2 separate regions of the Homo sapiens genome follow, and region 2 is linked to region 1. A link is a loop called in an ENCODE intact Hi-C map of the cell type or tissue named here. Cell type or tissue: ascending aorta. All regions are shown on one strand. Links, peaks and the distances in the headings refer to the core of each region. The heading gives the core; the rest is flanking DNA. Region 1 overlaps LOC105379129 (a long non-coding RNA gene). Region 2 overlaps ATG12 (autophagy related 12).

Region 1 (5,391 bases), core at 154-5,153:
TCCCTGGGAATGTAACTCCCAAAACAGATAGCAGCACATAAGCCTTTCCTTTAGGCTCTGGTTTCTACGGGTGCAAAAGCATCTCACTGCAGATGCAAAGTATTCTTATTAGAGCCTTTGCCTGGTCTCTATGACAAGCTTCAATTATTTTTCCTAGAAAACTAGTAATAGAAGCTCATGCCAATTTGTAAGACTGCATTTGCCATAACTGTCGTTCATACTAAAAATTTCTTTTCTACTATCTCTAGTTTTGTCTTGTGTGCAAAGAAAGAATTATTCATTGGGGCTCAGGTTGTGAGAGTGAGGAGTAGATGAATGAACCGGTCAGCTCTCTCAAATTCAGTGAGAGTCTCCTCGCTGCTACATCAAATGGCATCATGCTTTGTTATAGCCATGCTGAATTTCTTCTAGTTCCCTAAACAAACTATTGTATATCATTTCTCCGTGCTCTCTATCTCAGGTTTTCTCTCCTAAGAAGCTGTCTTCCTTTCCACTATTACTACTGCTAATAGTGGAATTAATACAGCTAACTGCGTCTGGTCCTTGAAAACTAAGCTTGGGTGTCACTTCTTTAAGGAAGCCCTGCTGAAGACCCCTTCCCACTACTCTAATTTATACCAAACTGCATATTCCTATAATACCCTGTGCATTGTATTTATTTGAGCCAAACTGGACTTCAGCTATTGGTCTATTGACCTGTCTTCCCTGACAAGATAGCTGCTTGAGAGCAACGACCATGCCTCATTTGGCTTTGTAGCCCTAGCAGCAAGCACTGTAACTGGCACATAATGATCGTCTAATTAAAAGCTGTTTGAATGAATAAATAATGTTTATGGAATAACTGAATTACACCAGTCAGGGTCCCTGTGCCATGTTGTGGCAGTGGCTAAAAAAAAAAATCTATCCAGCCGGGCGCGGTGGCTCACGCCTGTAGTCCCAGCACTTTGGGAGGCCAAGGCGGGTGGATCACGAAGACAGGAGATCGAGGCCATCCTGACTAAGATGGTGAAACCCCGTCTGTACTAAAAAAAATACAAAAAATTAGCCGGGTTTGGTGGCAGGCACCTGTGGTCCCAGCTACTGGGGAGGCTGAGGCAGGAGAATGGTGGAGCTTGCAATGAGCCAAGATCACATCACTGCACGCCAGCCTGGGCAACAGAGCAAGACTCCATCTCAAAATAAATAAATAAATAAATAAATAAATAAATAAATAAATAAATAAATGAATAAATAAAATAAAATAAAATAAAATAAAAAATCTATCCAAGCCCTTCCCTGGATTGAAGAGTGCTTCATCCTTCCACCCACCTGTGAGATACAGTCAATAACTACATTGAGCCATCCCAATTGAAAAATCCTGTAATTTCCCTAGGAAAGATGGCTCAATGTCATGTTTTTGGTTGATTCCTGAGTGAGTGAGGATAATAAAAAAAAATTACTATTGAAAAAAAAATAAGCGAAATGTATATACCTAGGACTTGCCTTAGATGACCAGTGTTTTTGTCATCTCCATCTCACTTCACCAATGGAACAAAAATAGTTATTAAGAAATGACATTTAACTGTTCTCATATTTAGAAGTTATCTGTCCCATATATCTGAAGCTGACCCTCATTCCAAATACTTGTCCAAATATGTCCTAATTTTTAGTTTAGAAAATACATACTCATTTATTTTTTCATGGATCCATCTAAAAAATTCAAATTGATGTCTAAGATGGGCTGCCTCAGGCATAGATATGCAATAGTAAATGGAACAAACATCATCTCTTGTGGAGTTTGCATTTGAATGGGGGAGGAGTATAAACATTATAACCTATATTCAGGAAGTCTTTCCTTCAACAAATATTTATTAAGTGCTCCTATGGACTCCGTGCTGAATAGCAGAGACACAGGGGTGCCCCATGGAGGTTGTCCTCTAGAAGGGAAAGAATATTAATCAAATAATCACACAAATAGATAATGAATTATGACAACTGTTATAAAGGGGAAAAATCAGATTAGATGGGATCCAAATCTAGATGTGGGTGGAGGTGGCCAAAAAAGGCTTCCCTAGGAACTGACATTCGAATTGTGTCAGGAAGCGAGGGTTAGAGGCTCCCTCCAGACATAACCACTAATACAGGCTAAGGGATGCTGGCATGTTATGAGAGCTAAAAAAGCCCAGGGTAGCTAGAGAACCAGGAAAGATGGAGAGAGAAGCAGGAAAAGTGGTCAGGGACCATATCATGCAGGGTTTTACAGGTCATTTAAGAAGTCTGTTCAAATACATTAGGGAATAACTAATGAAGGTTGAATGAGATTGCAGGTAAAAATTAGTTCATGAACTTCAAAGTTGCTAGTATTTATTGTTTTGATTTATATTCTGGTATAAGTAATTGAGGTGTTTTTTTAAAAAACTATTTGTATCACATAGAAATTGGTAGCATTAAAAACTATTCTAACCATTTTTGCTAAAAATAATTATTAGATTTAGTATAAAATTTTGGGAACAATCCATTTAAGAAGCTAAATGTCAGTTGACTGTATTTGTGAGTCTTAATATGAAAGTAAGTGTTTTTATTTATCTGCCAGGATTTCAACTGGTTTGCTCTTACTTCTATTACTGATATATTATAACAAGAACATTCTAATTTTCATGCCTAAAAGATGAAAATATTTTTTTCTTTTGGAAAGAATCAAATATGAACTGCATGTTTTCTACTGTTGCTCAGGTGACATCTGGTGGATAAAAACTGAAATGCAATTTTATATAGTTTAAGAAAGGTGAGGTTCTCAAATTCCACTGGTAGGAAGTCATTAAAGAAGTTGAGCCTTACTGATTGATGATTAATTTTGCTTATATTTTTGGCATCCTATTATTCTCATTAAGTAGAAATTGCGATAGAGATTTGATGGGAAGAACACTTCAGTGCCCTAGTAGATTTGGTAGGCTTTGGGTCCTGCTTAAACCTCTGGCAATAAGTAGCTAAATGGCCTGATTTAATTTTGTTTTTTTAGGAGTTTTCAAAGTGAGTAAACAGATTAGCTACAGATGGGACAAGAATCAGATTAATATCTGACTTCTCAGTGACAATAGTAAATAGGAAAAACAAGAGAACAATATCTTAAATATTCTGAAGAGAATTTTTACTCTGTCTAGAGTTCTCTGCTGAGCCAAACTCTCCAACAGATGTAAAAATAAAGGCATTTTCAGACATGCATGGGTATGAAGTTAACCTTGCATGAGTTCTCTTTGAAAGAATTACTATTTAAAATGCTATTTTTATCATTTACTCAATTGTCAAATGTTTCTACTTGGGGAAAGCGAGTGTATTCCATTAAGTGTTTATTAGAGCATGCCCCTCACTGTTATTGGTTTATTTTTTCTGAAAATTTCTGGATTTTTTCTTTACTTTTTATTATAAGCTATAGACCAGCTTGTCTACTTAAAATATTTATGTTTTCATTGTATTCTTTCACATATTCAAAAACCATAACAGTGAGCAGGCAGGCAAAGTCCTTTCCAGAATGGAGCTTACATTCAGTTTTTTTTTTTTTTCACTATGTCAAATTGGGTCTTTATTTCTATTATGTTTTCTAACTGCTTGTTGTTTGTATAGATGAAGGTGATTCCTTTCTGCACACTAATTTTGTACCCATCCATTCCACAAGTTCTCACATTGTTCACAACACATGTATAATTGAGTTTCTTGGGATTTCCAGGCATACAGTGATCTGTAAATAGTGATATTGTACCACTCTTCCAATGTTTATAACTCATGTCTTTGTCTTGTCTAATTGCATTGGTTAAACCTCCAGAACTACACCAAATAATAGTGATGACTGTAGATACAATTGTCTTGCTGCTCATTTTAACAGCAATGCTCATTGAGCATTAGTGTTTCCTCATTGAGCAGACTGCTGGCTTTTGGGAAATACCCATCTTTCCCCTTTATTGTGATTTTTTTTAAAAATCAAGTATGGATGTTGAGATCTATTGAATGCCTTTTCAGTATATTTGGAGAAAATCATGCATAACTTTTTTCTTTTTTAATCACTTTTATCAGACAAATTTCAGTTGCAGAAAACAGAAGAGGGTTTTATACAGGGAATTGGCTGCATACAAATCAGTAGAAAGCTGGAGGAGCAAGCTGTCTAGTAGTGGCTCCCGGAACCATACTGCAAAACTGGCCCACCCAGGGATCTGCCCCCTCTGTCACAGTCAGGAAGTCATGCTCCCATCCCACAGTTTGTGAGCATGTCATCTTAAGGTGATCTGGGAATGACAGCCTGCCACCACAATTCTTAGCTCCAGGAACACACCTTCCTATCTTTCACCTCTGGATCAGAAAACCGATAAAAGGACTACCAGCTCCAGAGTCTCACTGTGTCTGCTACAAGCTACCCCAGCAAAATGGCTGCCTCAGGTGCCACCAACTGTATTCTGAAAACAAGTCTCACACAAATGCATCTGTCTGATTGTCAAACGTAATTCACATTGAAGACCCTGGCTGCAAGGGAGCCTAGGAAATGAAGATTCTGAACTTTCCAGCCTTTATGGTATAGGATGTCATACAAAAGAGAGATTGGGGTAGACAGTGAATGAACCATGTTACTATACCCAACCACTTATTAAAATAGTGAATAATGTTAAATCATTCTTGAGACCATAGGGAAAAAATTCTTTTTCCCTTAATTATTTTAAGGTGCTGCTGGATTCTGTTTGCTAAAACTTTGGTGAACATTTTAAAATCAGTATTCATAAGTGATTTTTGTGCTGTCAGTTTCTGGTAACAAGCGTATGCTACTTTCATTAATAGAATTTGGAAGCTTTCCTCTTTTGCCTCTGCTCTGGAACAATTTAAAAAGCATTAGATGCCAGTCATGGTGGCTCACGCCTATAATCCCAGGACTTTAGGAGGCTGAGGCAGGTGGATTGCTTGAGGCCAGGAGTTTGAGACCAGCTGAACAACATAAGGAGACCCCATCTTTACAAAAAAAAAAAAAAATTAAGAGATAGCTGGACATGGTGGTGCAGTGTCTATAATCCTAGCTACCTGAGGCGGGAGGATGGCTTGAGCCTAGGAGTTCAAGGCTGCAGTGAGTTGTGATCATGCCATTGCACATTAGCCTGGGTGACAGAGCAAGACCCTGTCTGAAAAACAAAAAAATAGCATTACAGCCTATTTATTTCTTCCATAAAGATTTTGTAAGATTAGCCTTTGAAGCCCTCTGAGCCTGATGCTCTTTGGGAGCCTACCTCCTTGACAACTGTTTTCTTTTTATTTTTCTTGGACATTTAATATTTAATGTTTATATTTTTAATTCACCAATTTCAGTAAATTGTGTTTTTTTAGAAAAAGGATTAATTTCACCTAAATGTTCAAATTTATTTGCAGGCAGTTGAGGGA
Region 2 (5,391 bases), core at 1-5,000, 520 kb before region 1:
CCACACTATATTGGCTAAGAGAGATGCAAGCAATATTGATGGTTCATGGTTGGTGATCAAAATAGTATCTGTCAACCAACTATTCTGATACTTTTTTTTTTAAATACTAAGTTTAATCCAGGACATTTTAGTCCCAAATTTGGATATTAAAGGAAAACTAAATATGTTACCTGCAAATAAAGTTTTGTTTTCCAAAAAGAAAATTATTAAAGGGCACTTCAACACTGTGACTTTAAGTACTAGAAATATTTTAGTAAAAACAGACTAAACTGAAACATTGAGCAGTGAATCCTTTAAAGAGCAAGGTTATAAGGTTTTAATTGTTACTTTTTTTCCTGCTTCATTTGCCTGTAAGTGACTTTATTAAAAAACCTAAGTATATATGTCATACATTTACCCAAGGAAAGTGTACAAACTACCTTGAATATTAGACATATTGATTTTTGGCTGTGTGCCTGTGTAATTATCTTAGGAGAAATTCTTTGTGGGTAAGTGGGGACATTTTTACGATAATGTAATTTCTTGAATAGCCAGCTCTTCAAAAGCTATTTGTAAAAAATATTTAAAAGTTTCTTAGTTATACAAAGTTAGGAACCACTGTTCTAGGAACTGGAATTGTGTTATTTTTATTCCTCTGGAGGAAAAATGAGATCTTCGTAATGATCTCTTTAAATTGACTATTTAGAAAAGTTAGGAGTTCAGAGAAGCTTTCTTCAATTGTGAAAACAATACAAAATAGCTAGCTGATTGGAATGCAGAAAAATGCAGATTAATCAGGATACCATTAAACATCTCTGTTTTTCCTTCCTTTCTTGTAGTTTATTTATGTGAATCAGTCCTTTGCTCCTTCCCCAGACCAAGAAGTTGGAACTCTCTATGAGGTAAAAAAAAAAAAAAAAAAAAAAAAAAAAGAAAGAAATTACTGCTTTTTTTTCTTAATCGAGTATGCACATCTGTATAATATGTATATTGTGTAGTATTGTTAATTCACATTTTTATTTCAAGAGATGGCATGCCATTCTTAATTTTCTGGGGTAGAAAAGATGACTTTCTTGTTCTGTTATCTAACATCTTGATCATAGAAAGATATTAATAAATTATACAATGATTGAAGAACCAAGGAATAAATTACATTTCAAAGTCATCTTCATGATTCTCATAAAGTAAGGCTTTTTCTTTATCTACATTTGATTTCTTCTACATTGTTCTTATAATCTGTTATCCAAATCTGCCTACAAGAAATTGAGAAAACAGCATAAGAATGACTGTTTAACATCTTACAGAGTCATTGTAATAGTTATTAGAGTACACATACTAGCACCACTACTAGAAAACAGCTAAAATTACATATATTGTGGTTGGACATGTAGAGAAAGGACAAGATTAAAATACATAAGCTCATTCATGCCTAAGATGCTTAAAGGACAGATTTTATTAAACACTTAGGATTATTAATATGTGTCTGATAGAAACAGGCATCCTTTGAAAGAGATAGCCTGTAACATAGGTAACTTAATATACGTGTGTGGATATTTATGATACATGTGGCATTTATCTTCTTAGTTTCATCTAAGAATAATAAAAGATTGAGTTTGATTTATTGCCTTTTTTTTTTGTAGTGTTTTGGCAGTGATGGTAAACTGGTTTTACATTACTGCAAGTCTCAGGCGTGGGGATGAACCACAAAGAAAATCAACTTGCTACTACATGAAATGGATTTTCACGGAAGAGACAGCTCTGAAAAGTTTTGATGCTTGTGGCAAGAGACTTAACAGATGTGATCTATTTAGTATGTGTCTACTCTATGTTTATGCATAAGAAAACATCCATAGCATGAATGGACTCAGAAAAATGTGATTTGTATTAATGCACCAGTCATCATAAAAGATGGTCATGATAGTACACCCATTGCTCCTACTTGTTACTATTATTGCTGCAGATCTGCCTCCAAGGTTGAAAAGGAGACTAAGACTGTATAAACATCTTCATTGTCAGTTCTCAAAATGACTGAAATTGTTTTCATGGTAAAAGTTAATATACTAAAGGGTTCCTTTTTTTTTAATGTTTACATTTATCTCTATGTTTACCTTTTTAGTCACATTGACCTGCTGGCTGAATACCTCAAATAGTCCAGTAGAGGGCAGTCCACCAGGCAGAAAAGGTTAGGCGTTTTGGTTTCACATCTTTGCTGGGGAATAATAGGGGAAATGGCTGTTTTTGCTAATTTTTAGCTAATATCTAGCCAGGAGAGCAAGCACATAGGACAGACTGAAAGACTGTAATTTTACACAATACACATGGCTTAATTATTTTATTGGGATACAGAAAAATATAAATTCTGGACAAATAAGTCATATACCTGTTTTCAGTCCTAACATTTAAGGATTCTTGAGTCCCAATCACATAACTGTGGTGTTACTCTGTCATTTATATGGTGTCAAAAGCACTTGATGAGTAAACCCAGTAGCATCTTTTTGAGTGTTTCATAATGCATTTTCCAACTTGAAAACAATAATTGAAAAATAGCCTTATTGTATATTTTATGCCATGACTAAAAGTGCCATTTTTACTGATGCTATTAGACTGATAATTTCTTGAAGTGAAATTTAACCTTTTTTTCTCTTTAGTATTATGTTTATAATGCCATATTTTTAGAAAGCATTCCAGATCAGGCATGGTGGCTTACACCTGTAATCCCAGCACTTTGGAAGGCTGAGGTGTGGGGATTGCGTGAAGCCACAAGTTTGAGACCAGCCTGGTTAGCAAGGCAAGATCCCCAACTCTACAAAAAAATAAAAATTAAAAAAAAATTATTAGGCTGCAGAGGCAAGAGGATCCCCTGAGCCCAGAAGTTCAAGGGTATAGTGAGTCGTGATTGTACCACTGCATTCCTGCTGAGCAACAGAGTGAGACCCCATCTCAAAAAAGAAAAAAAAAGGCATTCTAGTAAATCGAATGTAATGTGAATGGAATTTCAAAACAGGATCTAAGATGGTATGTAGTAGAATTCAAAGTAATATCATTTTAAAGTTAAATGAGTATGGAAAAGGTCTGTTCTCTAGTTTTGTCCAGTTCAGTTTACTGAAGGAATATATTTAATTATATTCATATATTTAACAAATAAAAATATGTTGAATTTTCGTATTGTTTGCCACTGAGGGTTCAGATGATAGACCTCAAAAAATCGAAAATACTGGTTGAAATTTGTAGCATCCATTTAGTTATTCTTTTTGACCTAAATAACTTAATAGTTTATTAAATCTAAGGTTAGCTAAATATGTAGCTAACCTTATTTGTTTTCTTTCCTAACAACTCTGAAGAATACATAGGACTTTGCACTTTTTTTTTTTTTTTTTTTTTTTAAAGAGACAGCGTTTCGGTCTTGTTGCCCAGGCTGGACTGTAATGGCACAATCTTGGCTCATTGCAACCTCTACCTCCCGGGTTCAAGTGATTCTCCTGCCTCAGCCTCCTGAGTAGCTGGGATTACAGGCACCTGCCACCACACCCGCCTAATTTTTTGTTATTTTTAGTGGAGACAGGGTTTTACCATTTTGGCCAGGCTGGTCTCAAACTCCTGACTGACCTCAGGTGATCCACCCGCCTTGGCCTCCCAAAGTGCTGGGATTATAGGTGTGAGCCACCGTGCCGGGCCTGGACTTTGTACTTTTTCAAATCATATTTAATTATTTCTTGATCTTTACTCAAAGAATTATTCTGCGCTAAATTTGCAACATTAAACAATAATTAAGCCTGGATCCGATAAGTTATTGGGTGACTAGAACCTACAACACAATTTATTTTTAATTTAAACTCTCAAGTCTGATTAAACTTGGGGGAAAAACTGAACATTCAGGTGATATTTTAAATTTTCTTTGTGACTAAATAGATGTCATTAATATCATGCTTCATCTTACTGTGCATAGATGACCCATGGCACACAAAGTATATGTATAATATTGCAATATTGTACTTCCATCTTTAAAAGTATGCCAAAGACTTCATAATGAATTCACCATATTTAAGGAATAAGGCAAATTAATGTTTATCCGAAATCAAAATGAGATTGGATAATTCCTGGAATCTGATTTCTGTAAGTTTCAGTCCTAAAGGGACCTTAAATATCTACTAGAACGAAGTACAGTGTATTTCTCAGATTACATGACATTAGTCAACCAATTTAGTTGTAACACAAAGTGAGAAAGCCTTAGGTGTTGAAGGAGTGTGAAAATAAAAATCTCTTTTCATGCAGTTTCTGCTTCATTTTCCAAGGATTATAATATGCTGAGTAAACTTTTGGCACTAAGGAAGCCAGCTACAGGCCACGTAATGAAAACTATTCAGAAAACAGTTCAGCAAATACTACTATTTGAATACAGTTCAAATCGTATTTATATAAATACTCTGCCTACATTATTTAACCCAAACTGGATTATTCACCATTCTTTGAAGATGCCTTGTGTTTTCTGTTATCTACTTCTGCTCGTGCAGTTTACTTACACCTTCACCCTTTCAAATCCTAACTCTTCTTCAAGGCCTGATTCAGATTTTAACTTTTTAAAGGCTATCTGAATCATTCAAGGAGAAGATACCCTTTCTCTCATAAAAACACTTAGAGCAAACTACCACTATTAAATCACTTATTGCATACTGCCTCAGAGCCATGTGTCCAGTTATTCTGGTTTTTATCTGGTACCCACACACACATAATACTTAGTACATTTCCTTATATGTAAATAATTAGTAATGTAACACATCGAGTGAATGAAATTGTGATTAGCAAAGTATGACAGCTAAAAACAAAGGAAATTTTGTATAGTTTAAGTTTTTGTACAGCAGAAGGTAATGGAAAATATTTGCAACATATGACAGTGTTTTTAATGTCTTAAGTATATGAAGAATTTGTTTCAATTGGTAAGAAAAGACCAACTGAAAAATAGGCAAAACATACCAAATTTCGATTCACAAAAAGATACAAATGGCCAACAAAACATGAAACACCTTGAACCCCATTGGTTACAAAAAATACAAATAAAAACAATGCTGACTGACAATAAAAATAATGTACATCTTGCTATTAGCAGAGTTGTGGGGAAATCCTGTCATATTTTGGTGAATAGAATATGAGTTGGTATATCACTTTTAGGGGGCCATTTGGCAATATCAAAAACCTTGAAACGTAAGTATAAACTTCAGTTTGTTCGTATAACCTGTCATTCACATATTGAGTGCCTACTATGTCCTAAATATTGGAATAACACTAATAAAGCTCATAAGAGACTAATAAAGTCCCTGTTCTTGGAGTCACTTTCATGTTGACTCAAGGGGGTAGGACAGATTTTCAGATTTGAATTTAAATCTCGGAAGTTTTTAAAATAGAATTTTTAGAAAT

Evidence for each region. Peaks named below come from ENCODE experiments on the same cell type or tissue, not always from the same donor. Only the 100,000 strongest peaks of a DNase experiment are listed, where the experiment ranks them.
Region 2: it touches region 1 in a loop (6-fold over the local background); 44 of 110 quality-filtered maps call a loop at or near these places.

The regions. Positions count from the first base shown.
Region 1 is chr5:115,307,285-115,312,675 of GRCh38, reverse strand. The region is part of intron 1 of LOC105379129 (a long non-coding RNA gene); the gene reads right to left. Among named protein-coding and RNA genes, the nearest start is that of CCDC112, 13 kb to the right of the region's middle. In ascending aorta, for the core only: a CTCF peak has its summit at 2,734 (motif pointing left); no DNase peak of the experiment used is centred there.
Region 2 is chr5:115,828,092-115,833,482 of GRCh38, reverse strand. It overlaps ATG12 (autophagy related 12), which reads left to right. Exons shown (of 4, transcript NM_004707.4): 3 at 819-881; 4 at 1,620-5,283. The coding sequence ends at 1,679. It overlaps LOC124901049 (a long non-coding RNA gene), which reads right to left. Exons shown (of 2, transcript XR_007058908.1): 2 at 601-1,232. Among named protein-coding and RNA genes, the nearest start is that of ATG12, 11 kb to the left of the region's middle. In ascending aorta, for the core only: a CTCF peak has its summit at 2,138 (motif pointing right); no DNase peak of the experiment used is centred there.